2 separate regions of the Homo sapiens genome follow, and region 1 is linked to region 2. Evidence: chromatin contacts called from ENCODE Hi-C or POLR2A ChIA-PET data. All regions are on one chromosome and are shown on one strand. The core of a region is the stretch at or near the end of the contact, and the rest is flanking DNA. Distances in the headings are between cores, read along the strand shown.

What was found. A loop is a pair of places that touch in the nucleus more often than their neighbours do. ChIA-PET counts read pairs that join two places held with the same protein, here RNA polymerase II (POLR2A). Pooled maps may share reads with other maps.
Region 1: a loop to region 2 is called in a pooled map, with 2.1 times the contacts of the local background. The contact joins the enhancer-like site here to the promoter of WNT2B in region 2. A Hi-C loop is called at or near these places in 2 of 50 pooled maps. POLR2A ChIA-PET finds 5 or more read pairs at or near these places in 5 of 52 experiments (AG04450, BJ, Caco-2 and 2 more).

Annotation. Positions count from the first base shown.
Region 1 is chr1:112,633,652-112,637,926 of GRCh38, reverse strand. The region is part of intron 1 of CAPZA1 (capping actin protein of muscle Z-line subunit alpha 1); the gene reads right to left. It also overlaps the pseudogene RNU7-70P. Among named protein-coding and RNA genes, the nearest start is that of CAPZA1, 16 kb to the right of the region's middle. RefSeq lists a silencer at 2,024-2,123. Within about 2 kb of position 2,331, at least 4 of the 41 ENCODE cell types and tissues checked have a DNase peak (open chromatin) inside an H3K27ac peak, as active enhancers do; they include endothelial cell of umbilical vein, where a contact is called at or near this core.
Region 2 is chr1:112,507,290-112,511,533 of GRCh38, reverse strand. WNT2B (Wnt family member 2B) reads right to left here and starts at 2,569. Exons shown (of 5, transcript NM_024494.3): 1 at 2,090-2,569. The coding sequence starts at 2,271. RefSeq lists enhancers at 1,334-1,833, 2,758-3,301 and silencers at 1,933-2,227, 2,221-2,330, 2,391-2,470, 2,531-2,640, 2,651-2,780.

The DNA.
Region 1 (4,275 bases), core at 1,082-3,581, 130 kb before region 2:
GTCACAGCGTTTCTGTCCCAACTGTTAAGCATGGTTGTGTTCCAATAAAACTTTATTTTGTACTCTGAAATTTGTATTTCATGTAATTTTCACATCATGAAATATGATTATTCTTTTTTTGTTTTCAACCATTCCAAAAGCATTAGTTTATAGATCCTATAAAAACAGGCAGTGGGCCCAGCACAGCAGCTCACACCTGTAATCCCAACACTTTAGGAGGCCAAAGCTGGAGAAACGCTTGAGCTCAGGAATTCGAGACCCAGCCTAGGCAACACAGTAAGATCTTATCTCTATTACAAATAACAAGAAAATTTAGCCGGGCATGGTGGCACATGCCTGTAGTCCAAGCTACTCAGGAGGTTGAGGCAGGAGGATCACTTGAGCCTGGGGGGTCAAGGCTGCAGTGAGCTATGATTGTGCCACTGCACTCCAGCCTGTGCAATAGAGCAAGAGCCTGTCTCAACAAACAACAAAACAAAACAAAACAAAAACAGATGGTGGACTGGATTTGGCCCACTGGCCATAGTTTGTCAACCCCTGACACAGAACAAAAGAACTTGTTATGTTTGTTCACTGCAGTATACCCAGGACTGAGACCTAGAACATGCTAGGAATGTGAATGAATGAATACTATTTTATTGTTTATAAAACTCTTATGTAAGCTGTTTCTTTTATTGATCTTTAAAACAGCTTGTTAAAGAAGGCAGGGGAGAGACTATTATCCCCATTTATAAATCAAGAAATAGGTTCAGGGAGTGTAAGTGCCTTGTCTAAGATTGCATGCTTATAATAAATGGGTGGAGCTGGAATTGTAACTTAGACATTCAACTATATCATGCAGTATTAAAAGGAAGTATAAGTCTGGAGGATTACCTTTAGTGTGTCACATGAATTTGACTGTCCTTTTAGACTGTTTTAACCAAGAATTGAGTCAAAGCTATGCTTGTGAAAGATGCAGTTGTTACAAAGTTGAGAAGAATAGATAAAATGATAAATAAGTTTAAAAGTTAACATTTTATCCAACTTCAAAACTGGGTCAAAGCTAAGATGAAATTAATAGAGCAAAAGGGGAGAGGGAAATGACTAAGCAGTTAGTGACTGAAAAAATATCTTTGCTACAATACAGATGAGGGATGACATTTTCATTAACAGTGATTTAGTCAATCATTCTCAAGGGTGGGAGAGTGAAAGAAAGAAGGCAGTTATCTCCCATAAAGGGGAGGTATGTCAGCTCCTCTAACTTGAGAATCACTAATATGAAGGTTTTAGTTGAACAAAAACTGAACTGCTGCTTAAAAAAAAAAGCCTTTAAAAAACTGTCCCTATTTCATAAAGTAACAGTTTCACTACACACTGTATTCATCAGATAGTATCTACACTAAACGGTGTAACTCCTTGAATATTTTAAAGGGAGACTATCCGAGGCTTTTACATAATTTCCTCTTTCATATATTTAAATATTACAATAAAATTACTAGCATAAAATTAATTATATTTTGTTCCTAACCTAAAAAGGGGGGATTTAAAATATATAACCAACAAAAGATAAGATTTCCTAAATTTCAATTTCTTCCCATTCGTCTTATTCTCTTACCTCTAAAAGGGGGAAATAATAATAAACCAATCCTTGCAAGATTCAAAATTTCATTTTCACATTACTAGTATCTGTACTGAAAGTTTAAAAATCAGTCGCACTGAAAAGTCCTAAGTTTCATTTTCCCTAGAAGTGGCTTAATTTTCTTAGATTTTCATATACCATATTTTAGCAAGAATCTTAAGAAAATGTCCTAAGGAATTTATAAAACTGTAGCTTATTAGATAATCTTTTAATAACAGACCCCACACATTTCATCAACATTGCACCTATTCATAACTAGCTTTTATTTTTTATTTTTTTCTAGAAAGAGTCTCGCTCTGTCACCGAGGCTGGAGTGCAGTGGCGCGATCTCAGCTCACTGCAACCTCCGCCTCCCGGGTTCAAGCAATTCTCCTGCCCCAGCCTCCTGAGTAGCTGGGACTACAGGCGCCTGCCACCACGCCTGGCTAATTTTTGCATTTTTAGTAGAGGTGGGGTTTCACCGTGTGACCAGGCTGGTCTCGAACTCCTGACCTCATGATCTGCCTGCCTCAGCCTCCTAAAGTGCTGGGATTACAGGCGTGAGCCACTAAGCCCAGCCATCACTAGCTTTTAAAATTATTTCCTTGGGCCGGGCACGGTGGCTCACACCTATAATCCCAGCACTTTCAGATGCCGAGGCAGGTCAGGAGTTCAAGACCAGCTGGCTAACAGGGGGAAACCCTGTCTCTGCTAAAAATGCAAAAATTAGCTGGGTGTTGTAATCCCAGCTACTCGTCTCAAAAAAAAAAAAAAAAGTCCTTGACAAACACATACAAACGAACTTTAAGTTAAATATTTAACAACTGCAACTCTTTGTGGGCACTGGTGGATAATTCTAGACAGAAAAGGGAGAATTCTTTCGCTAGATAATATCCACATTCCACTTATCAGCAAAGGCCTGGTCAGTTTATACCACCCCAGTTTTGTATACTTTAGGAGCCAAATCTCTGCCAGCATGTCTCCCTGGTCAATAAAAATCTTTACCTCCTTCATTAGTCTACTGAATGTATTAAAGATTTCACCTCTTGGCCTTGACTCATACTCTCCTTGAAAGTTGTGCCTTTCTCCCTATCTTGGTCTGTCTAAATCCTTCCCATTTTTTAAGGTTGGGTTCTTCCAACCCAACCGTAAAAAGTGTTCAAAGTGTATTTGAATGCTTATCATAGCACCTAAAATATAACTGCTACTGATAATTAGTTCTATAGATACTAGTCTGCCTCCAAAGACTCAAGTTTTTTTGGGAGGGAAACTGCCTTGCTTTCCTCTTCTATATATTACAGGGTCTAGCAAATTAAATTACACATGGCAGGCAATGAGTAAATATTTACAAAATCCTTTTTGAATAAGAAGATGTAAAGGAAATGTTCTCAGTTTTAAAGATTATTATGAGGTACTATGGCAAAATGGAAAAATATAGGCTCTGGATTGGACAGACCCAGTTTTGAATTTCAGTCACTTAAAAATCTCTTTGAACCACATCCTCTCCCTAAAGTGGGATAGTATGTACTCCTTAAAAATTGTTGGGAGTTGTTACAGCTCTTTTAGAATTTGTGTAGCAGGTTTTCTGGTTTTCACCAGAAACCAACCTACCCAATATTAAATTTAAAAAAATTGTTGTAAAGATTAAATGAGACAATATATGGTCAAATCTTTAGCAGAATACTTAAAATATAACAGGAGAGGCTCAATAAATGTCAGCTACTGTTATCTTAACTGGTCACAGCAGGATAACTCTTACTTTAAATTATAAACTGAGCAAACCCTTCAAATTACTATCAAATTACTACTTCAAAGAAAATAATCCTCTTGTTCTAGAAATCCTTTGGGTCCTAGCCACTTTATATTCTCTATCATTGCCATCATAATAATCCCCACCAATAACTACACAACTTTTTACTGACCAAAAAAGCTTTATGAAAATGTCTGTTCCAATTTCCCTTTGAAGTAATAACACATATTTCAAAGTTTTTAAAGTTTTCCAAATAGGGTATACTTAAAGAAAGTATAATAGTAGTAAACTATGCCTCCGTAAATATTTATTTTACTTATTTTCACTCTAACCCATTCCAAAAGTATTCAAGAATAAATAGTTGCATTTATTTTTCCTGAAAGAGATATGTACAGGATGTTATTCTTATCCTGGTAAGTTCTGCTTGCACAGAATTCAATGCTATTTCCTAAGGGAGTTTTTCCCATTTGAAGATATTTCGGATGTTGCATCAAACTAAAAAGCTTCTGTATGGCAAAGGAGAAAATTAACAGTAAGAGGAGACAACTAAGTGACTGGGAGGAAATATTTGCAAACTATACATCTGATAAAGGGCTAATACCAAAAATATATAAGGAACTCAAAACAACTCAATAGCAAGAAAACAAATAACCCAATTTTAAAATGGGCAAACGGTCTGAACAGACATTTCTCAAAGATATACAAATGGGCAAGAGATATATGAAAAAATGCTCAACATCTCTAATCAGGGAAATGCAAATTAAAACCACAATGAGATATCACCTCATGCCTGTCAGAATGGCTATTATCAAAAAGACAAATGATAACAAGTCTTGGGCCAGGATAAGGAGAAAAAGGAACCCTTCTGTTGGTGGGAATGTAAATTAGTACAGCCATTTTGGAAAATACTAACAGCATGGAAATTCCG
Region 2 (4,244 bases), core at 1,320-3,819:
AGAGTCAACAGGCATTTCTCTTCCACGGGTTGTACAGAACATCAATCTTGCTGGTTTTTTCCTAAGAGAAAGGCTTGGGGGCTTAGCCTGCCCTTAGAAGGTAGCTTTTCACCTTATCCCACAAGTGGTGATCACTGAGGCAGGCATCTGGGCCTGTAGCTATGACAGGTGTGGAGCAAGGAGGCTGAAACAACCTCTGTACCCACTTCCCAACCTGGCCCTGTTGCAGCCTTCCTCCTTTTCACAGGGGCTGCTAAGTCACTCTGTGTCACCTCCCTCCCTCCCTCCCTCCCTAGCTCTTTCACCCAGGAATTTTTCCAGAATCTTTAATATGAACCACATCAGGGGAGGGTAGTAGAGGGAGAAAGGAAAAGGGAGAGGGAGTAGTCAAGAGTACAAAATGGGAACTAGGAAGACCCCCATTTGGGTCTTTAGGAACCACTGCCAGGATGCTGAAATTACCAGAGTGACACTTCCTCACCCAAACACCAATTGGTCCCCAAGACTATATCCCAAACTGGTAAGAAGCAATCAAGAGTCCCAAAAAGCAAACTGCTGTCTGAGCCAGATAAAGATGGGCAGCGGTTACTTCATGTTGTCTCAACAAAGACCCTGAAGATGCCAAGTCCCCAGCCAGACCAAGCTCATGAAGGCAAAAGGTAGCTTTGATCTCACTCAGAACTTTGAAAGGTTTTTCTCCTCATCCCCCTTCTCCCCTTTCCCTTTCTAAAAGAATGTTTCAAGCCAGATGTAAGATATAGGCCTCTCTGTTCCCCCAACCAGAACCCCCCCTCCTTGCCTTCCCCAACACTGCAGAGATTTAAAAAAAAAAAATTCAAAAGAGATTTTTCTGAAACAGGAAAACAGGGGGTGGGGGTTGGGATAAGGAGAGACGGCATCTTGAAATGATAGGAATCTGCAGCCCAAGCTGGCGGGCCCCTCGGCCAGCTACCCCTCACCCTTCAGCCAAGATTCCAAGTCAAGAGGAGAAAAGCCACAGGGTGCAAGGAGAGAAGAGACCACATTTCGGGGAGGGGGGCTTGCACGGGAAGAAGAACGGAGTAAGGAAAGGACGGGAGGCACTGCCTGGTGGAGAGGGGCAATAGCCTAGTCCAAGAGGCCAGTTTGATTGTGGGGTGAAGAGGAAAGACTGAGTCTTTTCTAGGTTCAACTCTCCCTGCTTTGCCCTCTCCCCATGGTGGGGAAGAAGGGAAAGCAGCTCCTTCTCCTACGGGAAGGTGATGAGTGCCATCCAAGGAGTAGGGGGCAGGGAGGATTCTAAAAAGAACAGACACGAGACATCCAGTGGATCTGTAATGCCTTTTTGCCTCATCTGCCCTCTTGTGAAGTGTCTGGAGTCTAGGGCCTGCAAGAAATCTGGGGAGGGGGTCTCTTAGTATCTTGGGACTCCGCAGCCCTCTGGCTCTTGGAGGGGAGAAATGGGAGATGGGAAAGAATAGGAAGAAGGGAGGGAGGCAAAGTTTCCTAAGTGACATCCTCAAAACGGTGGCTGAAGACAAATGCCTAGATAATGCAAACCCATGCGTTTTGTTTGTTTTAATTGTGGGAGTTAATGGGGTAAATTTTGCCTCGATTCCATTTCTAAGCCTCGGCTGGGTGCTGCTGCCTCACCAAAGCCTTCCTGTGGTATGGGTGGGCTAGACTAGCGAGCTGCCCCTTTCTCCACCTCTCAGAGGGCGACCTTAGGCGATTGGGGCCCTGGCGAAGCTATTGCGGGCCCTGGAAGGTTATTCGTTCCTTGAACTCACCCTGAGGGAAACTCGGAAGGTAGCTTCTGCCCTAAGGGGCTTGAGCTGAAATAGAGGGGGTACAGCACGTGGAGGCCTAAGGAGCCGCGACCACCGGGCATCCTTGCTCCGAATGCCCAGCGCCTTTCTCACCAGTCGTGTAAGACGCGGCGCCTCACCCTCCCGCCACCCCGCGACTTCAGATTTCAGTGACAGTCCTGCCCGAATCGTCTCCAACCCGTCGAAGCAACAGCCTGGTCCCGTGAGCAGCCAGTCCCTCCAGGCGCCTCCGGCCTCTCCTACCAAGCGCCTCACCCGCCCAGCCTGAGAGCCACACTTACCACCAGGACGTGTCTACGCGGGCCGGCAGCGTCAGCAGCAGCAGGAGCAGAAGGCAGGCAAGACCTAGGCGGGCCGAAGCCCGGGAGCCGTCGGGGGCCGCGGGCGACGGCACAGGGACCGGGGCGCTGGCGCGCCGAAGCGGGAGCTGCGCAGCTTCCTCCGCACCACCCGGTCTCAGCATAGCTCCCCGAAGACTCCCGCCGCGCAGCCCGGAGGGGCGTGGACGGGGCACCTTCTGGGGGTACTCAGGCTGCTCCTACCTCACCCCCCTGGGGGGCCATGGTGTTCGCCGGCGGCTGGGGACCTAGGATCACCTGGGGTCCAGAGCCCGGGAGGAGGATCCCCGAGAGGGGCGCAAGTTGCGATGTCCGGAAGCCGACGACGGCGTGCCGAACCCGGGGTCTGGGGCGCGCTGCCTGAGGACCGGGTGCGGTGTCAGGGGGTCTGCGGCGCTGAAGGGAGCTGCGGGCCTAGTGTGCGGACAGCCCCTTCGGCCGCGGGCTCTCATTGGACGGGACGGGGCGGGGCCGAGGCCGGGGACACGCGCGGCCCTTAGGGCGGCTCCGCCCGCGCCAAGCCCGGGGCGCTCCGCGACGCCCTAGGTGTAGCAGCCGCCTCCGCCCCTCGGGGCTCCCGCGCGCCACCGCGCTGCACCCCCACCTGCTCCCGCACGCTGCGACGGGACGCCGCGGCTCCCTCCTGCGCCCCAAGCGCCCAGTCCCTGCCGACACCGCGCCACCGGGTCCTAGCGCCCTTCACTCAGCAGCCCCACTTCTATGGGTGACGGCCAGGCTGGCGGAGCGGGAAGGGGATGCGGGCACTTCCCTCCTGTCCCCAACCTACAGTGACACCGGCGCTGAGCACGGAGGATGCACTCATTTCCTCCATCCTTGCGCTTCTGTGAAATGGGTAGAGTCCCTGCCACCGGGAGTTGGAGGTCTTAACTACCTTTTCAACACTGCCTACAGGAGCGCCGTGGGCAGTCGGCTTCTAGCAGGGGATGCTTTCAGCTAGAGCTCATCGCCCCTGCTTCTTCTGAGCCACTGCACCCCCCACCCCCAATGCATCACGTTTAGACCTGGCTCCTGCTTGCCCGGCCTGCCCGGCCCGGGTGCTTTTCTTTACGGACCGGGAATCGACTGCCGACGCTAAGGGGGCACCTGCGGACTCCCCGCCCCTTACTCCTGGGCTCAGCGGAGCTCAGTCTCTCCCCGCTCCCCCTCTGTGCCTCGGTCCTCCACCCTCTCGGGCGGGGCTGAGAGTATGAAAGAATCAGAAACAGCTGGGAGGTTTTCCCGCACCAGAGGCCAGGGTGGGGGTCCTGCCGAGAGAGTGGAAGCCCTGGAGCTTTTTCCCTCCTTCGTCTTCTCGCCCTGCCTCCTCCCCACTGCTCCTTCACCCTCCCTCCGCCCGCACAGCGCCTGGGGGCGTGGTAAATAGGGAAGGGGTGGGGAGGTGCAGTCTGCCGAAAGAGACTCTCCTCTCCCCACCACCCCAACCCTCAAACCTCCCAGGATAGCAGGTACGGGCCCTGCGGGCACTGTGGCCCTCCGTCAGAAGTAAAATTCTTTTTAAAATCCTGGGCTTAACTTCGAGAGTTCAGAGTTCACCTGGGATCTGGCTCCAGTCGCTTCTTCAGCCTCAGTTTCTCCCACCTCGCAGGTGTCTTTCCTGCCTCCTCATATGATTTTAAAGTCCTGGGGTAAACAACTTACTAGTAACTGCCGATGCCCCCAACTCCAAATTCACTGTCAGTCTTTGGTTGGGGGTGGGGGGCGGTGGTGGCGTTAGAGGTGCCTCCCGAGTGTAAGCAGATGGGGTGCAGCTGGCTGCAGACATCTCAGAGACAGAGATAGTGGAGAAGGTTTCAGAGGAACCTTTAACCTCTCTCCCCACCGCCTCCGGGTCCTAGCGCCCCTCACTCCGCAGCCCCAACTTCTGTGGGCGGGCAGAGTGGGAAGGGGCTGCAAGCACTTCCCTCCTGTCCCCAACCTACAGTGACACTCCTTTACCCCCACTTTCTGTGGTAAGGTGATGAGTGCATTCATTAATTCAACAAATACTTATTTCCTACCACATGCCAGGACTGTGCTAGGCACTAGGGACCCATTGGTGAACAGTCTATGCCCTCATGGAGTTTGCCTTCTATTGCAG